Regions from separate parts of the Mus musculus genome. Here region 1 is linked to region 2. The links are chromatin loops, found by intact Hi-C in ENCODE. Cell type or tissue: gastrocnemius. All regions are shown on one strand. Each heading gives the region's core, and the rest is flanking DNA. Links, peaks and the distances in the headings are about the cores only.

Region 1 (5,376 bases), core at 67-5,066, 53 kb after region 2:
ATCCACAAGTTATCTCCTTAGTCTCCCAATTTAGTCTAAACCTGACAGGTGTCTCTGTCAAAGTGACTTCCAGTGAAATCAGAGATTTCTAGAAAGGATGGAAGTGGACCTCTACTTAGCAAGAGTGTTCACAAGGAGCAATGGAAATATGAGTGCTTAGAAAATGGTTGCTTAGCCGAAGTAAGGGAAAAAAAGAGTGTTCTCACAAGGCCAGTGAGCATGTCAGAGGTTGACATTTACAAACAGACTACCGGAGAGCACTAATGAAAAATAATTTCCATCTATTCTTTAAAACAGGCAACTTCGGAGCTGCCCTTAGTCACCAGCTCCTCTATCCATGATCAAAGGATCCCTCAAGGCGAGGAAAAGGATTCATTCTGTGGTGGTTCTCTGGAGCTGCTGAGCTGGAGACCGCGCTGGTACCATGGGGGCATCTGGAGAGTGGGAACTTTCTGCTAAGAGTGTCTGGGGCCACAGGCTGTAAGGATGCAGTGTCCCTGCCCTGAGCCTTCACCCCCATCCTCCACCTTCGTCATCTGCAGCAAAGACTAGGATTCTTTGGGTCCATTGGATTCTCAGGAATGGGAAGGGAAGTTATATCCAAGTGAAACACTGAAAAATGCAGGAATTTATTTGAAATAATTCTGATATGCTTATTCCTCCTCTCCCTCCTCCTCTTCCTCCTCCTCCCCATCTCTTTTCTCCCTTCTTCTTCTTCTTTTTTTTTTTTTTTTCTTTTCCTCCTGGGTCATTGACACAGAAATGTTTGCTATCACTTTAGTTATACAAGCCATCTTCTTTATTCTACAAGGTTAGTGTGAAACATCGTCTCTCCAGGCTTCCCCAAAGTGCACTGTGCCCTTCCGTTGGCCCTAGAAATCCCAAATCTGAAATAACTCCCAAAATAACACACTAAGGATGTCGTGTGTGGAGAGCAGAGCTGTGATGAACGTCAAAGCAAAGCAAGTAGACCTTTCTGCTTTCGTCTTTTCTACTGTATCAAGAGCAAAATGTGACTAATCACAACTGCCCCACGCCTACCTGCCTAGCAGGCATCTTACATAAATGCTTGCTAGTCCAAATGACTGGACATCTTACTGACCACCTTTTCTACCAAATGCTCACGGAGGGCACAATCTTTACCCATGTTTTATGGGAAGGGTAACTCAAAACTCAGACAACGGTAAGTAACCTGCTCAATTTTCATGTTTGCAGTGTGGCTACTGTCATATCATAGAGTATGACAGGTCCAACTCAGCCCTAGCCTCTTATGCTCTGAGGAATTTCCTAGCAGCTATCAAGCACTCCACTCTTGTCATACATAGTCCAAAGGCTTTGGTATACTATATCACACATTAGCTGATTTAACACTGGCGACTACTCTGAGTAAGTAATGATAAGCTATTGCCAACCCTACTTAGGAGGAAGAAATAGAGCCTCAGTCCATACTAAGGATTTGACTCGAGATGTGCAGTCAGCTGCATGGAGAGTCTGGTGACACAGGAGATCCCTCTTCTCATGAGAGAAATATTGGCAAGTCACTGGATCCTGTATTGGAGAGGCTGGAGAAGGGCAGTCAGTTGTACTCAACTATCTTAATTTATTCTTAAAGATTTCTTAATAATTTTTCTTCATAACTGAACGGTTTATGCATATCTTGACTCTGGAGCCTGTTATAAAAGTTGGGTATTTAAAAACCAAAGTCCTAGGAATGATTACTCTAAGAAACAAAAGAGATGCACAGTTTGCCGAGGCCAAGTTCTGAAAGCCTTGTGGGTACAATTAATGGTTGTGACTCACACAGACAGGGGCCACAGGAATCGCTGGGTTACTTACTGATGCACACCGGTGACTTTTATACACTTGGAGCAGACTTAGTGAAGCCTTCTCATGGGTGAGTGTGAGGATGGAGGAGCTGAGAGGGAGCTGGTGGGAGCCATAGCTGCGGCCACTCTAACAGCTGCTAATGAATTAATGCGAAAGGAGTTAAGGAGAAAAGAGGAAATGGAGCAGAGGAACCCTGCCCTTGGAAGGCTGGCTGTGGACACGGGAACAGCTGCCCCCTTTCCTCTTATCATCGCAAGGCCGAGCAGATAAAGCAGGGTGCGCATGAGGCTTTGTAAGCAGATGCCTGCCTGCATTAATATTAAACAAAGGGCTCATCTCAAGGAAGCCTGAGGACAGCTGCATTCTCGTGAGGTCCCTTCAGGTCCCCACATCTGAACAGGTGTGTCCAATCAGTCATCTGATCTAGAAAGCAAGGTCCTACCTAGCCTGAGGTAGTGAGGCCAGGCTACTTCAAGTTAAAGCAAAAAATTAAAACATACCCAAAAAAACACCAAAATAATCTGAATACTTTTAAAATCGAAATGAAGTCATGAAGGGAACAGTTGGAACTGGGTTTCTCAGACCAACCCAACACTTTAAGAACAATAATGATTAATTCACGCTCCCCTCATTGATATTCATGAGTCAGGAGGGTTCACTGTGTACACTGTGGTTTCCAATCTGAGGGTGAGGGCAGAGGAGGAGAGGGCAGCTGATGCACAGGCAAACAAATCAGAGATAATTCCCAAGTCTGCGAACCCCAGCCAGTGGGGAGAAGCTACATATTGTTTAGAGCGAGATAAAAACCCAAAAAAGAGGGGGGGAGCCATTTCGGGAATAGAGTGGGAGGGGAAATGACATAAAGGTTAGTAAGTCTTGTGATGCCCAGGGCTGCTTTTATCACAGAGTGATTCAGTTGGACAAAAAATAGAAATAGATTCTTCAAGCTAAGACAGCCTTCCATTCATCTTTTCCTTTCTAAAATTATAACGACCTTCTGTAACAATGAGGCTCAGGCAGTTAAGAAGCGAGTGTGGCATACGTTCTTCCCCTAGCCTGATGGCACAGGGCCCACATGCTGTAGGGATCACCTTCCCACTACCTATAAACCCAAGCCCGGTTTTCTTTGTGTATTTTCCTCCAAAACCTTGAACTATTCCAAAATAAAATGTAGCGCAGCTTTAAGGATTTCTGGCTGAAATCATTCCATGGCCATACAAACCTGAGAAAACGATGGCCAACCATGCCAGGGGCCCTGTCCTGAAGCAGAGCCTTCTTCCCGAGTGTGTCTATAAACAGGAGGGGCTGTCCCTGGGATCTCTCCTGCCCAGACCCAGAAATTAGCCTTCTGGAACAAAGGTTCCTTTGCCACAGAGACTCTGGGCTCTCCTGGTTGCTGAAGCAGGAGAGAGCTGCTTGATATAGTGTTAACCTATCAGGAGCATGCAGTTGTGAGCAGGCCTGGGGGGCACTGTTCTCAAGTGGGAGCCTCCACTGGATCACTGCTACTGACTCCCCTACCCCACCCCACTTCAGGTAGCATTTACTTCTGCAGTGTATTTGGCCAACACTCCAAAGTGAGAGGTGATACCATGAACACTATAAAAATGTGTGTGTGTGCGTGTGCGTGTGTGTGTGTGTGTGTGTGTGTGTGTGTGTGTGTGTGTGTTTGGGATATGGAGGGCAAGAGCCCTGGGGAAGAGAAGAGGCAATTACTGATTAGGATAATACTTCTTACAGATCTAGAAGAGTACACAAGGGAACAAAGCCAAAGGGGACAGCAAAGCTTTATCTGTTCTTAGCAGGAGTCCACCCCGGTCTACAGAGTTCACCCCGGGGGTGCGCTGTATCCAGCCAGCATGGAAGGCCAGAGCGCTGCTCTACACAGTGCTGATTTGCATGGGGCTCCAGTTGCTCAGCTGCAAGACGAAAATTATTTTTCCTGCCAGAGGCAGTTCAGCTAACACAGAATGCCTCCGTGTTGGAAGGAAGCTTTTCTTACTCAGACTTCTGAGTTGGGTCAAGCCTCCCGCAACAACCCACGGCACCCACTTTTCTCAATGTTACCCTCTGAATTGAGGGTAAAACAAGAAAGTGAGATTTTACTAAAAAAAAAAAAAAAAAAAAAAAAAAAGAACTAATTTAGGAGCCTTGGAGGGCTGAGCAGGAAGCTAGCAGGTGCGTTTGCACATGCTTGTGTGTGTACAGGCTTATTTATGTGCACGCACACGTGTGCACACTGGCCTGCCAATGCCAGCTCTCAACCCAAAGAAGAATAGAGCTAGTTTATTTTGGAAGCAAATCTGAGTGACCATGGCCTGGGAACAAGGACTTAGGTTATCCCAGGTTCCACTGCTCCAACATGGAAGTTGTTATGGTAACAGAACAAAGGAAGCTTGCAGTGAGAATTTTGGTTTCTTTAAAAACCCACTTGTATTATGTGAGTATGTTTTTGTTTTAATCTCAGGTGTGGGATATGGGGCTTCATCAGTTTGTCCACAGCCACTAACTACGGTTGTCTTGTGCTCTAGGAGGGGAATAGTCTTTGCCAGCTGCAGGTAGTTTAATTCTGGGGACTCTGGAGAGTGTAAAAATGACAGAGCCCCACCCCCTCACTCCACCCTGGCTGCTCCTGGTTGCTGTTGCTGTGGTAGAGGTCCTGACAAGGAAGACTGAGCTTGCCCCAAGGAACCCAATGCCCCTAATCAGCAGGAAGTAGCCTATTTTGTTTGCTGAAAGAGGTCTATACCCCTTTTACCTCTAACCCTTTCTCGCCTACCTAGTGTTGGGGGTTGGAAGGGGTGAGGCGGAATAAAGGTTGGAAGCAGAGGTAGAGGTAGAAGAACCCAAAAAAGCAGGTGAAAAAGTGTACCAACAAAGGCTATGAATCAAGGCATTTCTAAAAAGCTGTCGAGGGTGCCGACACACACCTTTCATCCCAGTACTTGGGAGAAAGAGGCAGGAGCAGTTCTGAGTTCAAGGCCAACTTAAGTCTACATAGCAAGTTCCAGGACAGCCAGGACTACATAGAGAGACCCTGTCTCAAAAATAATTAAGAAATAAAATGAAATAAAAGTAAATCCACTGGTAGGAACATTGAGCGGTGGCTTGTCAGCAGGAGAAATCTCAGCCATAGAGCTCAGACGCTATCCAGCAGTACTCAGCCCCGTGGCTGGTGGGAGAACGGGGTTTTGTTAAGTTAATACATTACAAGGGTTTTATCTGTTTACCAGGACACTAACTCTGACAAGATGTCGACAAGGAACGGCTCTTGAGAGAGCTAAAGATGGTCCAAGGTAAACTGTAATCGTAATTGTAACGGTCCAGTATCTCTACCGACACTGAAGTTTTACCCAGCTGTTGGAGACAGAGCTTTTATTTCAGGAATTCTCCTTCAGGCCGTAACTGTGATGAGGCCACGAGCTCATTCCTGCATCACACCACGTTCTACAGAAGCACAGGCTCTAGTGAGCATTCTTCCATGCACAGGCAGTGGAGACGGACACCCACCTCCCTGGGCATGGACCCCAAGGGGCTGGCTGCCTTAGT
Region 2 (5,376 bases), core at 262-5,261:
ATCCCCACATCATCCCGAGGGAACGTGCAAGTTGCTAGGTTAGAAGCAATCAGCATCTCGAAGACCTAGTCACAAGGAACCTGGGCAAGGACATCCTTTTGAATGAGGGTGACTGTGGGTCCCCTCCAGGTAGCACCTTTACCAGCTGCTGGAGCGATGAGTCATCTCTTGCCCCAGGAGTCTTATGAAGCCAGGAGATGAACTCTGTGGAGTTCCTGAGCTGCTGGCCCATCCTTGGACTACAGTGACCCTCTCTAGGTTACCACATGACTTCTGAAAACGTTTAAGATCTTGAGAGTCATATCTAGGTCTGGTACTTAAAACTAGCCTGGAAAATTCAGACTCTCGATCAAAAAGAAACACTCAACTGTAGCCTACCAGAAAGGATCTCCATCCAGGTCACTGGTCCAGGCATTATCTCCTCAGCCTTTCAGATCTCTCTGCGTTTAGCCTACCGAAGAAAAGCCTCTGAAGAAACAAGCTTAGGGGACTGAGGGGAGCCGGGGGATCCACAGCACCCAAAAGGTGGAATAAGTTGCCTCTTTTCTCAAAAGCTGAAAGGATGTGACAACCCTCTCCCACAAGCCTTCTCCCTCTGAGCCCCAAAGTCTTCTGTCACCAGTGGCTTCTTCAGGTTCTTGTGCAGTTTATAGGATTAGGGAGGGCCAGCTAAGAGTCCCCATGAAGATAGTAAGCTGGTAACGGAGCCAAAGAGAGACTGTAGAAGGTGGATGCCCCTTCAAGGCTTGTTTTTTTTTTTTCACAGTGTTGCAAGGTGTGTAGTAATAATACTAATAGAAATATACTCTAATGATGTTTCCTCTTTCAACACATGTGTTTTCGTTGGACAGATGGATTCAACTGTAAGACACACTTCTTAGAACTCGGGGGTGAAGGGACTGTTTTGAGGGACACACGGAATAAGGACAGCATGTCATCGGCAACACTAGCCACAGACTGAACATAAATAACAACGATTAGAGCTGCTTTTCCTCTTCCCACTCAAGATAAACTCAGATCTCAGCTACGATGGAAACCTCAGCATCACTAACGGCCCCAGGCTTTGTCATAGGGGCAGGTATTCTCCCACAGACTTGTGAGGGTTGTTTCATCCCCCCCCCCCCCGAGATATAATAGAAAAGGTGACTGTGGACAGATATCAAGGTGCCTTCCCCATAGATATTAGAATCATCCACTTATCTGCAAAAAGGAGATCCACGGACCTCATTCAAGGCATTCCACCAGTTTATCCCAGAGCATCTGTAGAGGGCTCACATAGCTTTGCAGGGGCACCTTGGGGTCTGCCAATCCACCCATGATGTCTTGAAGGCCCTGCTTCCAGCTACTATTTCATTATGCCTTTTAAATACATCATCCCTACCCACCGACCATGCCTTATTTTTCTATTGGAGTTATAAACAACTTAACAAAAGGACTGATTTCTAAAAAGGTAGAAAGAAATATAGCCCAGAGATAGCTTTCTGGTGGAAAGAGCCAGAAAGGCAGTGTTCATGTAAAATTAGAGTACAACATGATGCTGCCCCATCCCTTGTTTTTGAGAGAAGCTTAAGGGAGCGAATTCTGATACCAATCACTTTGTCTTTCAAATGTCTTTTGTCTTTTCCTCCATTAAGAAGGTGATCTTTTCTCTTACTATAAAACAAACATATTTAATGAAGTTTCTTTTCTCAGGACTAGTAGAGATGGGGCAACTTTTAAATTCTCACCCAGCATCTAAACAGGACTTCTCACTATGCCAAACTGCACTGTAGGTGACTGAGGGACAGCTCAGGGGAGGTGTAATCTGTTTCAGCAGGGTTATAGGACTTCTGCTGGAAGAGGAGGAAACATGGATGTGAGGTTGGGTGGAGGACGAAGTTATAACTTAAGGTCGGAGGCCATCAACTGGGTCAAGTGTGAAGCTTACCACACCCGGCTGGGCAGTTGTCTCTCTGGTACACCCAGGACACAGAGCGGCTCTATAGTGGAGGAACAGGCAGGCGCCTGGGAGCTGAGAACCAAGGCTATTCCTGGGCCATGTATTTCTTACTTGAGTCATCAAAGGCCAGCTTCAGATGCTAGGCACAGCAGACAGGGAGAGACCAGCCACTGTGTGGCTGTTTCTGGGGGCTGACCTAGTTTTCTCATCACTGGACTTTGAAACTTCTTTGTTCCTAAATAGACCATAATGTCACTCTATGCTTCTGCTTAAGCCTGGGGCTAGGAGGCCTGGTCGAGGTAAAAGCCTCTTTTGAGCTTGTCTGCCAGTAAGAAACACGTACTCAATTATGAGAGCAGCACTCTGTGGTCCTGAATCGCTGCCAAGCAAAAGAAAGCCGCGCACATACTGCTGAACCTTTACAACTCTACAACGTGGGGAAGGCGAGCCGTGCGTAACCCAGCTACACATCTCTCCAGCAGGCCCACTCCGCCCACTGGCCGCTAGACCAACTGCCATAGCACACAGCCACACTAAAAGCTCTCCAAATAACCTCTGTCCATTCTTCAACATTTGTTTCCTGGTTTTACCAGGCCATTTCCCTGCCTTCCTCCCTCCTCCCAACTCTCGAGTCCTACAGACAGGACAACTAGCAAGATGTTCCACTATCTCTACTGGACGATTCTTTTCATTATACCTGAGACAGTCTGCTTAATGTTCTGACATGGGGGAGGGGCATATATTTTTAATTTAGATCCTTCCAGAAGGTATAGAAAAATAAAGTACAAACACAAATCACTTGACAATTTTATGATTCAAACCAACAAATGGAAAACAGACAGTTTTGAGTGTTGCTAACACAGTCAGGCATTTCATGCCAACCCAGTCATCCATCCCATTTCTTGGACCTATTTCTAGAGGCGACCAAACGTGCGTCTGAAGATAGAATCACTTCGTTTTACAGCAAAGTATCCGAGAGGAACATGGGCGAGAGAATGGTGGAAAACCGCTGTTTCCTAAACAGCACTTAGGGGCTCATTAACACTCAAAAGTGAGGTTCCCGAGAGACATGAGTGACATCCAAGGTGCTACCTGTGACCGAGGGAAAGGACATGGGTGTCTCATCTTCGGGTACAGGGAGCTGGTCTTCTGGAAAGACACTGTCTTAGACACCAAGTAGAGGAGTCAAACGGAAGACGTTAACATTCACTTCATTCTTGCTTGATAAGAACATGAGATTCCGGAATAGGCCATCCAGAGAACAGTGAACAAAGTCTCCAGTGAACAGGGCTGAGGTGGGGTTTAGCAGTTCATTTACAGTTGAGGAAAACTATTTTTGTCCTTTGGCCGAAAAAACACACGAAGGGAGGGAACTTAAAACCCCAGACTGCTCGACTCTCCCCGTATTTTCTGCTTGAAGCTGGATAAAAAGCCTAAGCTTTGGGCTGAAACTCTGTTTATATAACGACCACAGCTGCTCCCCAAAATAGCTGCTGCTGGATGCAAGAATTATGGCATTTTGTTGCTAAACACCCGAGTCCATTTTCTATAGAACTCCACTGCATTTTCCCCCTCGCTTTTGCTGCCTTGGGTCTGACAGGAGATGAAGAATCTGCGGACAGCTTTGAAAGCCAAGGCTCATTTCGGCAAGAACGAATTTAGCTTCCTGTTTTAGTCTGTGTGGCAGACAATTTCCAGACAATTGGGAGCATCTTAACTGTCTCTCTTGTAACTATTCCATCTTCCAAGGTGGCAGGCAGTGTGGCTGATCGTGAGACCCTTGAAATTCACAACCCTCTGAGAAAAACACAGCATTCGTGTGTGTGTGTGTGTGTGTGTGTGTGTGTGTGTGTGTGTGTGTGTAGGACAAGCTCAATCCAGGACTGCTGGCGTGGCATTTAATAGGGTGCCCTCCCCTGAAAGTAACAAAGAGAACCCTCATCAAAGCTATCAAACACGATTAAAAAAATACAAAAGTTATTTTTTCTCCTTTTGATTGCTATTTACTTGTGACAATATTTGTTAAAAATATTACTTCTGTCTTTGAGAAGAGATCATTCTCTTCATATAGTATGGAAAAATAAACTCTACTGAACACACAGTCAACACTCCCCACCACCAGGGGCTTTTGGCTTTCACTTCTCCAAGTAACATCACCAGCGTGGATGTCCTATGTTTTCTAGTAGGCAGACATTTTTTTTTTTTTTTTTAACCCACACTACCAGAGCTGGAAACAGAAACGAATGAAGGGGCAAGGCTCACATAACACATCGAAGGGGGAACTCAGAAAACAGCGTGTTCTGATAAGTTAACAGAGTGAAAGGTTGACAGTGGTTTCCAGCCCTCCTAAGAAGTCACGGGGTTGTCGCCTCATCTCCTCTGACCACTCACAGCCCTTCCAAACCATGTTCGATGTCTCCAGAAGGGTGGGGAGCCATTTAGGCCAATCATCAGTGTCCCTGTGAAGGAGGACTTAGCTTCCACACCTAGGGTCATCTTTAACTGAACTGGATGAATGGGAGAAGACAAGGATACAGAAAAACAGCAAAATGTTTATTTTCTTAGAAAAAAAAGTGAGGAGGGAGGGGTTGAAAATGATTGTGGTCACGTGGTCACACTTCCATTTGCATCTGAGCAAAAGCCAATGCTACAAGCTTAATCCTGCACTAAGAGTCCTAGTAAGCGGAACAACCTACTGCTCACTTGTTCCTTTGTCACTTCCGGGAGTCAGGTTAGGTTACAACAGGCTTTCAATCAATTGTGGCTCTTTCAAGCAGAGAAACTAGGCTCACCGTGGCCACCATCCCATGTCCAAAGCCCCACGTTACCAGTGAGAAGCAAGGCTCAGGCCATCTCTGGACCACTCGAAAGAGATGGATAAGGAGAATAGAAGGGAGGGGATGCTTGACATCAAAGCAGAACCAGGCTAGAACTGACATCTGTATCAGAGTTCACCTCTACCCAATCGCCGAGGATACAGGCTAGAGAGCATCCTGAAACCAATAACATCTTTAAAGTGAACTGCAGAATTTTGCTGCATACTTGGACACGAGAGAAGTGAAAAGTTGCAACAAGTTTTAACTAGCAGCAACAAAGAAAGTTCCAGAACAGTTTTTTTTTTTGTTGTTGTTGTTTTTGTTCTTGTGTGTGTGTGTTTGTGTTTAGCAATATTCCTCTGCAGGTTCATTAAGAAACACTGTAATTTAATGGGGCATAGGACATGGAACAGTCTTCGTTCGCTATAGTGCTGTTCAGTGAAGAGAACCGACCTTTGCAAAGGTTTCAACTGGGGTGCAACCTATTTACACAGTAGTAGCTCCTGGTCCGACTGAGAACCGATGCTATGTGATATCCTCTTCTTCAGAACAGTAATCCCGACCCTGGGAAGAAACAAAAGCAAAGGTCACATGGGTAAACAACGTAAACCAGGGTCAAGA

The links. Hi-C counts contacts between places; a loop is a spot of excess contacts. Peaks named below come from ENCODE experiments on the same cell type or tissue, not always from the same donor. Only the 100,000 strongest peaks of a DNase experiment are listed, where the experiment ranks them.
Region 1: it touches region 2 in a loop (2.2-fold over the local background); 2 of 42 quality-filtered maps call a loop at or near these places.

What each region holds. Positions count from the first base shown.
Region 1 is chr1:151,941,354-151,946,729 of GRCm38, forward strand. The region is part of intron 3 of 1700025G04Rik (RIKEN cDNA 1700025G04 gene); the gene reads right to left. Among named protein-coding and RNA genes, the nearest start is that of 1700025G04Rik, 150 kb to the right of the region's middle. In gastrocnemius, for the core only: no CTCF peak of the experiment used is centred there; DNase peaks (open chromatin) are centred at 3,127 and 3,690; H3K27ac peaks cover 1,400 bases.
Region 2 is chr1:151,888,114-151,893,489 of GRCm38, forward strand. 1700025G04Rik (RIKEN cDNA 1700025G04 gene) reads right to left here. Exons shown (of 6, transcript NM_197990.3): 6 at 1-5,319. The coding sequence ends at 5,281. Among named protein-coding and RNA genes, the nearest start is that of Edem3, 140 kb to the left of the region's middle. In gastrocnemius, for the core only: no CTCF peak of the experiment used is centred there; a DNase peak (open chromatin) is centred at 2,361; H3K4me3 peaks cover 681 bases; H3K27ac peaks cover 3,458 bases.